3 separate regions of the Homo sapiens genome follow, and all the other regions are linked to region 1. Evidence: chromatin contacts called from ENCODE Hi-C or POLR2A ChIA-PET data. All regions are on one chromosome and are shown on one strand. The core of a region is the stretch at or near the end of the contact, and the rest is flanking DNA. Distances in the headings are between cores, read along the strand shown. Region 1 overlaps JPH3 (junctophilin 3). Region 2 overlaps ZCCHC14 (zinc finger CCHC-type containing 14). Region 3 holds the start of MAP1LC3B (microtubule associated protein 1 light chain 3 beta).

Region 1 (2,945 bases), core at 401-2,900:
GGCTCATGCCTATAATCTCAGCACTTTGGGAGGCCAGGCAGGTAGATCACCTGAGGTCAGGAGTTCGAGACCAGCCTGGCCAATATGGTGAAACCTCATCTTCACTAAAACTATAAAAATTAGCAGGGCATGGTGGCGGGCACCTGTAGTCCCAGCTACTGGGGAGGCAGAGGCAGGAGAATTGCTTGAACCCAGGAGGCAGAGGCTGCTGCAGTGAGCCAAGATTGTGCCACTGCACTCCAGTCTGGGCAACAAGAGTGAAACCCCATCTCAAAAAAAAATTTTTTTTTTAAAGAAAAACACAAAACAGCACTGCTCTGACAACACAGAACACCAGCAGCCCCCGCACGGGGTGCTGGTCACACCCCCAACTGGAGCTCGGCATGGGAACACCACCCAGGAGGCCAGCATCTGGAATCCTTGAGCAAGAAGCCAACCCCGGGGGCACAGGGAGTCTGCTTTCCCTCGACATTCGCCCAGGGCACCACGAGGCGGAATGGCCTTCAAGCATAGACTCCAGTGGTGGCTGTTATCCCAGGGTTGTCCCCGAGAAAGTCCCAGATCTGGAAAGGAGAGCAGAAGGGCCTGTGAGTCACTAGGGTCTCACCCAGCTTTGTCTTTACAACTTCGGACTCCACGTCAGCGCAGCACGTGACTGGGTCCCATGACTCCGGGGGTCAGAGACATGCACACAGGACACACTTCAGGCCCAACACCGGCGCAAAATGAGAACAGACCCCGTACCACAAGCCTTCATTTAAAACACACACACACACACACACAAACACACACACTCTCTCTCTCTCTCTCTCTCCCCCATAACATGAACAGGTAAATCCAGAGACAGACGGATGATGGCCGGGGAGGAGCAGGAATGGCTGCTCACAGGGCTGGGGTTTTGGGGTGATGAAAGTGGCCTGCAACCTGATAGAGCTGATGATCAGAACCCCGTGAATGTGCTAGTGCCACTGAATTGCATATTGTAAAATGTGAATTTTATACTATGCCAATAAAACAACGTAGTGAGGTGAGGGTAGCAGAGCAGGGGGCGGAAGCACAGCGAAATAAAAATACAGATGTAAGATTTCCGACTCCTAAGATAAAAGAACGGCTGGTCAAATCCTAGGGGCTTTGAGAACACAGTCAGGGACCCAGGATCTCGCAGCAAACTCCCGTGGCCGACAGGGCCTTGTGGAGGCCTGACCCCCGTCATGCTGGAGCCTGGCCGGCAGTGCTGGGGAGCGTGTGGACCTGAAACCAGGCAGCCGCGTCCAGGCCCCACTGCGCTGCGCGTACTATGGCCGGGGAAGGTCAGTCACATCTCGGAGCTGAGTTAGTTTCCACACCTGTAAGATAGGGTGACAATCGCACCCACCTCTAGGTTTAAGCGACGCATGAACTGACGGAGCTCTGGCCATGCCTCCCGGCACAGTGTAATGAGGGTCGCCGGAGTCTTTCCTGCCCCGTGTTTGCAACTGCACGGTGTTGGATTTTTGCCCCTGGTGGGAACATAGCTCTGATTTTATAACTGATATCAGTAAGAAAAGGGGTTTGGCTACACGAAAGCACACGGCCTTCAGTTCTGCCGTGACTGCCTGCGTAGCCTGACCTCATCACCCCACAGCAGAGGGCACCAAAGCGCCGGGAACAGGCAGTGAGGGACAGGGCTTCCCCCAGACGGGAGCTCTGCGGGCTGGGCCTCCACGCTCGCCGCAGTTGCTCCTCTCCCTCGCTCCCTCGGTTGCTCAATAAAGCGACAGCCACTGTGACGGAGCTATTGAGCGCACACGCCTGCACCATCAGCTCGGCCACCCCCAGCCCTTTGCATTTATGCTTGATTAAGTAAACAAAAAGTCTGGGCTCAGTTCCTTGGCTGTGCCAGCAACACCCTAGTGCTTGGCGGCCAACCGCGGCTGAGGGCAACTGAGCTGAACGGCGCAGATGCAGGACGCCCCCGCCCCCACCCCACCCCAGGGCACGTGGTGGAGGCCTCTCCCAAGGTCAAGATCCAAGGCTGTGGGGGGCAAACCCAAGCCGCTGATTCCCAAAGCCTGTCCCATCGAACCTAACTGGTCACCTGCAGAACAGGCGGCTTGTGTGCATGAAGACAGGACCCAGTGTCGGGGGGACAAAGCTGCCCCGCAAGCTGCCCATCTCTGTGGGCCGCCGCGAGGGTCTGGCTCGGTCAGCACGGCCCCCAGAGCTAGATAATGTCCTGTCTGCTCCAGTTGCCCTGGCCCTGGGGCCCCGGAAGACACCCCAGAGGAAGGTGGGTTCGCAGGGTGCCCTGCTTCCTTCCAGACCCTCTCAGGAGGGTGTGGCTGCAGTGGATGTCGGTGCTGCCTCCGCACACAGGAGCCCCCGGCTCTGCTGCAGCCACCTCACCCACCGATGGCCCAAACACTGAGAGAGGAAGTCGGAAGACGTGGGTGGACCCCAGCTGAGGAACAAACCCCCTAAACCTTGCCCGTGAAACGCCGACTAGAACCACCACAGACTCGCAGAGAGCGGATGAGATGAGGCCGCCAGCAGGTGTCACTCGAGCCACAGCTGCGTCCCCACAGGGCTGTACCCCTCCCTTCCTGTTCTGCCAGGCTGGCATGGCCTGAGAAGCTGCATTCCTAATGCTCAAGGGACCCTGCTCGGAGATCCGCTGGGACAGTCACTCAGCGCCTGGCCTGCTTGGTCAGCAGCATTGTCTGGGTCCGAAAGCCAGAGCCCTGGGCCAGCACAGCCCCTCAGCCGGCCTTGTGGGTAAGTATGGCTGGCAGGCTCTTGCTGCTGCCTGTCTCTCACCAGGGCCTGCACATCTCACACCCTTGTTTCTTTTCCTCCTCTGAAGCCCCACCCGTCAGCTGACACTCTTCCCAAAACTTTAGTTTCGGAGCCCGGGGTCCCAGCTGGAGAGAGCGCAGCCCTCACCAGGTGCTCCACCTCCTCAGGGC
Region 2 (2,953 bases), core at 59-2,558, 200 kb after region 1:
TTTTCCAGTTAATATCCGAGGCTTTTTTCTTTTTTTCTTTTAAGTTCTGGGGTACGTGTGCAGGATGTGCAGGTTGTTACATAGGTAAATGTGTGCCATGATGTGTTGCTGCACCCATCAGCCCATCACTTAGGCGTAAGCCCGGCATGTGTGAGCTATTTATCCTGCTGCTCTATCAGCCTTTTTTCTTGTTGTGGTTTTTCGAATCACAGCGTCTAATGGCTGCAGAGTTGAGAGCGTGCTGAAATCTTTCCTGACCTTGACTCAGGCTGGTCACCCAGCCCCCGCACTAGCCCGGCCCCTCACTCCTTGTGCCTGGTCTTCCCTCTCTCCCAGGCTCCTCTTCTCAGCCTTCAGAGCCCGCGGAGCACATGGGGTCCAGGGCAGGAGTAGAGGGAGCCTCGCTGCGTCGCTCCTGGGCCCGGAGGTGCCCTGGCGGGGGGCCGCCACTGCCCAGGCTAGCCATTCTGCAGAGGGATGCGCCAACATTTGGAGCCTAGAATTGGAAATGCCTCTTTTATTTGAAAACAGCTGAATAACATTCATCTGCTTTTTCCCATTTTCCTGTCCAGATATGAAATATGACTGAGTCACTTCCTACTCTCAGTCCAGATGGGTTTTTTTTCCTTTTACTTTTTTCATAAACCCTAATATTATTCAGTCCTGGGACATGAGGTACACATGGTGTTTGTGGCCAGGGAGAATGCTGACTACATGTTTCTGTATTCATTGACACTATATGTTGTTTAAAAAAGTAAAATACATGGATTAGAGTGATGTCATTGTGGGAAGTTTTAGAAGTACTGCTTTAGAAAAACATAAAAGCTATGTATTTGCTGACAGTCTGACTGAGGAAGTCAGGCAGGAACAGCGTGTAGTTCCACTAAGTGAACATCAGCAGGGCTGTGTAGCCTCTAAATGTGCTGTGCTCTTTGTTTTGCCAGAAAGGAAATAAACATTTGTATTTTTTATAGTAATTCCTTCCTGTGAGGTGCTATTTTAAGCTTAAAGAACTCTAAAGCGAGTGGACTCCCGCATCCGTGAGATGCACGAGGTTCCCTGGAGGAGCAGGTGGTGCCGCTGGGAGCGCAGCGCCCGCTGCCTCGTGCTCCACGACCCTCACAGCACCTGCAGGGTGACCTGGGACGTGGCCGGGTGTTTGCAGCACACGCTGGGGAGCGAGCGAGGATGGTTGGTTCAGCGCAGGGTTGGCTGGCTCATTCTGCAGATACAGGGAGTCAGTGTCGTTGGCTCCAGGAGCAGGGTGGTGTCTGGCACAGCTCCTCAGCCATGGTATCACGGGGTGGCCACAGAGGACATGCAGATGAGGGGCATGTGGAGGCCCACAGAGCTGCTCACGGACGGGCGGGTGTTGGTTTAGACAGCGCTGTCTGGGAGCACACCGCCCAGCGTGGCAGCCACTAGCCTCCCATGGCTGCAGAACCCTCAGCGTGGTTCTTCAGGACAACTGGGGGTTGAACGTTTAATTTTATTCCTTCTTAATTAACTTAACTTGCCACGGGTGATTTGGGCAGTGCAGGCTTAGAACCATCCCCAGAGCGTGTGCACAGAGCAGGTCCTTGCTCTAGGAGAGGTTCGTGTATGTTAGGAGAAGAAGTTGCCAAAAAATGTGGGGAATCGTTTAAAAAATTATAATGTACTGTAGGACTTGTCAGAGTCCTTAATATCCTAATGTACATTGACAGTTTACAAGGAGTTTCTGAGATTTTTTTTTCCCAAAAAACGTCTTTTTTTTTTTTTTTTTTTTTTTTTGAGGCGAAGTCTCACTTTGTTGCCCAGGCTGGAGTGCAATGGCGCGATATCGGCTCACTGCAACCTCCGCCTCCCAGGTTCAAGCAATTCTCCTGCCTCAGCCTCCCGAGTAGCTGGGATTACAGGTGTCCGCCACTACACCCAGCTAATTTTTTGTCTTTTCAGTAGAGACAGGGATTCACCATGTTGGCCAGGCTGCTCTCGAACTCCTGACCTTGTGATTTGCCTGCCTCGGCCCCCCAAAGTGCTGGGATACCAGGCGTGAGCCACTGCTCCCAACCACCCCAAAAAACTTTTTGGCCATACGGTTTTTTGAGGTGGCCGTGACCTTGTGTGAGCACTGGCGCCCGTGGAGAGGGCTCTGGAGAACGGTGGTGCAGGAGACCAGGCGGTCTTTGGGTGCCTGCAGGAAGTGTCACATTCACAGTTCTGAGAAGTTGTGTTGAGTATTTCACGTTGGACAAAGTTAGATTCTACAAATTAGCAGACATCCCCGTCGCACGCGGCCAGGTGGCCTCCAGACCCAGCGAAGGCTGGTGGAGGAAGGAGGGAGAATGCTCCCGTAGCCTCTTTCCCAGTTATGTGTAAAGCTCGGCGTGGGGCTCCTGGCGCCTGGGAAGTGTGGAAGCTGGCAGAGCCGGGTGTGTTGGGCAGTGAGAAACTTCAGCGCTGGATCAGCGGGGCAGGCCTGCCTTGATGAGGCTGAGTCAGAAACTACAGCATGTTCGATACGCGGCTGTTTTATTTTGAGCAGATATTTGGGCTCATTTAAAAATAGTGCTTAAAACCTAATTGTATCATCTTATTTTTGATGAGAAAAACACGCACCAGTGTACGTGGAAAACGGGATGAGTAGGCTGATGCCTTCCGGGCTCCCTGGTGAGGCCGCTCATCCCTCTGGCTGTCCATCCCGTGCAGCTTCATTCACTGCAGCCCGGCTCTGCTCCCAGACGGTGCTATCTTCCTGACTCCCCCAGGACTGTTGTTCTGGTCTCCTCATCCTTGCCCTCGCAGAGAAGGATGAGAATGAATTCTCCTGAAAAGAAAGGCCAGGCACGGTGGCTTTCGCCTGTAAATCCAGCACGTTGGGAGGCTGAGGCGGGCGGATCACCTGAGGTCAGGAGTTTGAGACCAACTTGGCCAACATGGCAAAACCCCATCTCTTCTAAAAGTACAAAAA
Region 3 (2,843 bases), core at 308-2,807, 240 kb after region 1:
CTTTTCATTGGTGAAAACAGAAGCCAGGTCTGAGGGGGGCCGCTGGATCGCTTTAGCCCGGGAGGTCGAGGCTGCAGTGGGCTGTGATTGCACCACTGCACTCCAGCCCAGGTGACAGAGTGAGACCCTGTCTCAAAATAAAAAAGAAAAGAAAATCTGTCTTTAATGCTGCTCTCAGGGCTCAATAAGCCTAGACACTACAGTAAAGAGTTCATTAAGGTGACTAACAAGAAAACTACTAACAAAAAAGGCACGTGTAAGTCTTGCTAACCAACGGACTGCCTCAAGAGGCTGTCTGAAAAGATATGCTTGGCAAGCTAAGGTCCATTTTAATTTGCTTAAGTTTCTCAGGCATAAGAAAAAAAATAATGGTCAATGAGACCTGCAAAACTATATCCAAACTCAAATGAATGCTAAACTCTTTCTAGACTCCGGGAAACTAGGCAAAAGCAGACAAACAGCACCACTGTGTGGGCTCCTGACGAGGATGGCGGCAGGCATTCGCAGTCCACCGCGATGAACACGGTGCTTCCCTTCCAAACCGGTGTCTGGAACTTAGGCAACAACAGATACCTGGATCTGCGGCGTTCTCTTGCTCAAGCGGGAAATAATCACTTCGCATCATCTGCGTGGAGTAAATATTGTGATGGTGACACCTGCACGTTTAACCAAATGCCAGCACACCTAAGCTGGGTTTCCAGTCTGAACCGGCAGAAAAGGGATGTATTCGGTATTCCTGGTGCCAAGGTGAGAACGTAATCGCAAACCCAAGAGAAGTCTCCCACCCCAGCTCCTGGGCTACAGACAGGAACTGGCAACACCGCTGTGGGCCGTCCCGGGCGCGGCGAGGCCGGGGCCCAGCACATTCCCCTCCTCTCGACCGAGGCACTGAGGTCTGTAAGAGGCACTCGCACCCGGGCGGGCTCCCTCGACGGGAAAACCAGCCCTGAAGGTGACGCGCTGGGTCCCGGCGCAGCCCCGCTTCAGAGCCGAACGGCCCAGCGCGGCCCCGGGGGCTGTTGGGCCCCAGAAGCGCGACCCTCGCCCGCAGCGCGCTTGCGGGGGCGGCGGTGGCCGGGGTACGGCAGGCACCCCGCCGCGGAGGGCGCGGGGTGATTCAGCAGGCCCGGGGCCCCGAGCGCACCGGCCCCCGCCCGCCCTCCGCCGGCTGCCTCCTCCCAGGCCTCCGAGAGGTCCGCAGGCCGCCCCGGCCCAGACCAGCCCCTGGCCCTCCCGGCTCGGTCCCGGCCTGGGTCCCTCACGGGGCCCCGGGCCCCGCATCCCTCGGCCCCGCCGGCCGGCAGCCACCGGCCCCGCTCGGCCTCCCGGCTCGGCCCCGACCCCTCACGGCGTCCCAGGCCCTGCCGCCCTCCACAGCTCGGACCCCGGCCCCGCCGCACCCGCCGCCCTCGCGGCGACACTCACCGAAGGTGCGGCGCTGCTTGAAGGTCTTCTCCGACGGCATGGTGCAGGGATCTGGGCGGCGGCGGCGGCGACGACGCGAGGGTCCCGGCGGCTCCCGGGGGCGGCGGCTGCTGCGGCGGCGAATCCGACTCTGGCGATAGCCACTTCCCTTGTATCTCCTCAGCCCGCAGCCTGGTCAGGTGACTCGCGACGCGTCACCGAGGGGCGGGGCCAGAGCCGGCCGGGGCCGCCGCCATGACGGGCGTGGCGGAACCCAGCAGCGGCACGCAGCGTGGGGGCGGAGCAGGTGTGTGCGCGTGCGCGATGGGCGAAACGCGCGCTCTGCGCATGCTCCCGGTCGTGCCCCAGCCCCGCCCAGCACCGCTGGGCGCCTGAGGCCCCTGAGGTGACGGTTGTGGGCTGGGCCGCACCCCGGGTCTGTGGGCGCTCGGGAGCCTGCTGCCCGGCCCTGAGGAGATGGCAGCGCGGGGCGGGGGAGGCTGAGCCACAGGCGGGGTGTCCCGGGGCACTCTTGAGGGAGGGGTCAGAGGAAGGGACATGGGGCAAATCCGACCATCCTTTCCCCTCCAGAGAGACTTGGTGGTGCTGCCCGAGACGCCGGCACCCGGGGCTGAGGCGCGCAGGGCAGGCCGCGCCGTCTCCGGGAGGCAGGGTCGCCGCTCGCCCGTGGAGCCCTGGCCCCCTCTGCGTGCAGGGGCGCGCGTGGTCCGTGGGTGGCTTCCGGGGAGTGGCCGCTGGTGACCTCCGCCCGCGGTCACTCGACGCCCAGCCTTGGCGCGTTTGCGCAACTGCTTTTGTCCCGAGCCTTCATTCTGGGCGCAGTCCCCTCTCCCAGTCCCCCTGCCGCGGCGCCTGGAACTCTCCTGGTGGCTGTAAGATTTTCCTACCGTTAGGTCGTCTGTGGCGACTGCCAGGCCTGCCCCACATCGCTAGCCGCCCTGTCTACCCCTCAGCCTCCCAGCCACTAAACTCGCTGGACAACCTTACGCTAGTGACAGTTTTTGAGTCTCAGACTCATCTGTGAAAGGGCAGTCATATTTGAGGACTCCAAATGGGCTGCAGTGCGTAAACCACCATGCGATATTTGGTTGCTATTGCCCACCTCAGCCTGTGGCCAATGTGTCTCTGTAGGAACAGCACTAGATTCTTTGGGGTTTTTTTGAGACAGGGTCTTGCTCTGTTGCCCAGCCTGGAATGCAGTGGCACGATCATAGCTCGCGGCGGCCTCGGTCGCCTGGGCTCAAGGGATCCTCCTGCCTCAGCCTCCCGAGAAGCTGGGAGTAGAGCCGGGATCTCGCTGTGTTGCCCGGGCTGGTCTTGAACTCCTGGCCTCAAGCAACCCTCCCGCCTCGGCCTCCTTAAGAGTTGGGATTACAGGCGTGAGCCACTGCTCCCGGCTATTTGGCTGTTTTTGTTCT

What was found. Hi-C counts contacts between places; a loop is a spot of excess contacts on that map. ChIA-PET counts read pairs that join two places held with the same protein, here RNA polymerase II (POLR2A). Pooled maps may share reads with other maps.
Region 2: a loop to region 1 is called in a pooled map, with 4 times the contacts of the local background. The contact joins two enhancer-like sites. A Hi-C loop is called at or near these places in 9 of 168 maps with a recorded cell type or tissue (adrenal gland, esophagus squamous epithelium, gastrocnemius medialis and 6 more) and 3 of 50 pooled maps. POLR2A ChIA-PET finds 5 or more read pairs at or near these places in 4 of 52 experiments (BJ, CD4-positive, alpha-beta T cell, activated CD8-positive, alpha-beta memory T cell and 1 more).
Region 3: a map of CD8-positive, alpha-beta T cell shows a loop between it and region 1 (11-fold over the local background). The contact joins the promoter of MAP1LC3B here to the enhancer-like site in region 1. A Hi-C loop is called at or near these places in 34 of 168 maps with a recorded cell type or tissue (A673, CD4-positive, alpha-beta T cell, CD4-positive, alpha-beta memory T cell and 23 more), 27 of 37 single-sample maps with no recorded cell type and 35 of 50 pooled maps. POLR2A ChIA-PET finds 5 or more read pairs at or near these places in 9 of 52 experiments (CD4-positive, alpha-beta T cell, CD8-positive, alpha-beta T cell, K562 and 5 more).

Annotation. Positions count from the first base shown.
Region 1 is chr16:87,635,261-87,638,205 of GRCh38, reverse strand. All of the region lies in intron 1 of JPH3 (junctophilin 3), which reads right to left. Among named protein-coding and RNA genes, the nearest start is that of JPH3, 34 kb to the right of the region's middle. RefSeq lists an enhancer at 2,309-2,488. Within about 2 kb of position 1,650, at least 5 of the 41 ENCODE cell types and tissues checked have a DNase peak (open chromatin) inside an H3K27ac peak, as active enhancers do; they include CD8-positive, alpha-beta T cell, where a contact is called at or near this core.
Region 2 is chr16:87,433,811-87,436,763 of GRCh38, reverse strand. All of the region lies in intron 2 of ZCCHC14 (zinc finger CCHC-type containing 14), which reads left to right. Among named protein-coding and RNA genes, the nearest start is that of MAP1LC3B, 43 kb to the right of the region's middle. RefSeq lists an enhancer at 786-1,703. Within about 2 kb of position 1,308, at least 9 of the 41 ENCODE cell types and tissues checked have a DNase peak (open chromatin) inside an H3K27ac peak, as active enhancers do.
Region 3 is chr16:87,391,050-87,393,892 of GRCh38, reverse strand. MAP1LC3B (microtubule associated protein 1 light chain 3 beta) reads right to left here and starts at 1,557. Exons shown (of 4, transcript NM_022818.5): 1 at 1,426-1,557. The coding sequence starts at 1,465. It also overlaps a transcript of FBXO31 not described here. RefSeq lists enhancers at 375-424, 1,641-2,599 and silencers at 1,045-1,174, 1,285-1,454, 1,475-2,124.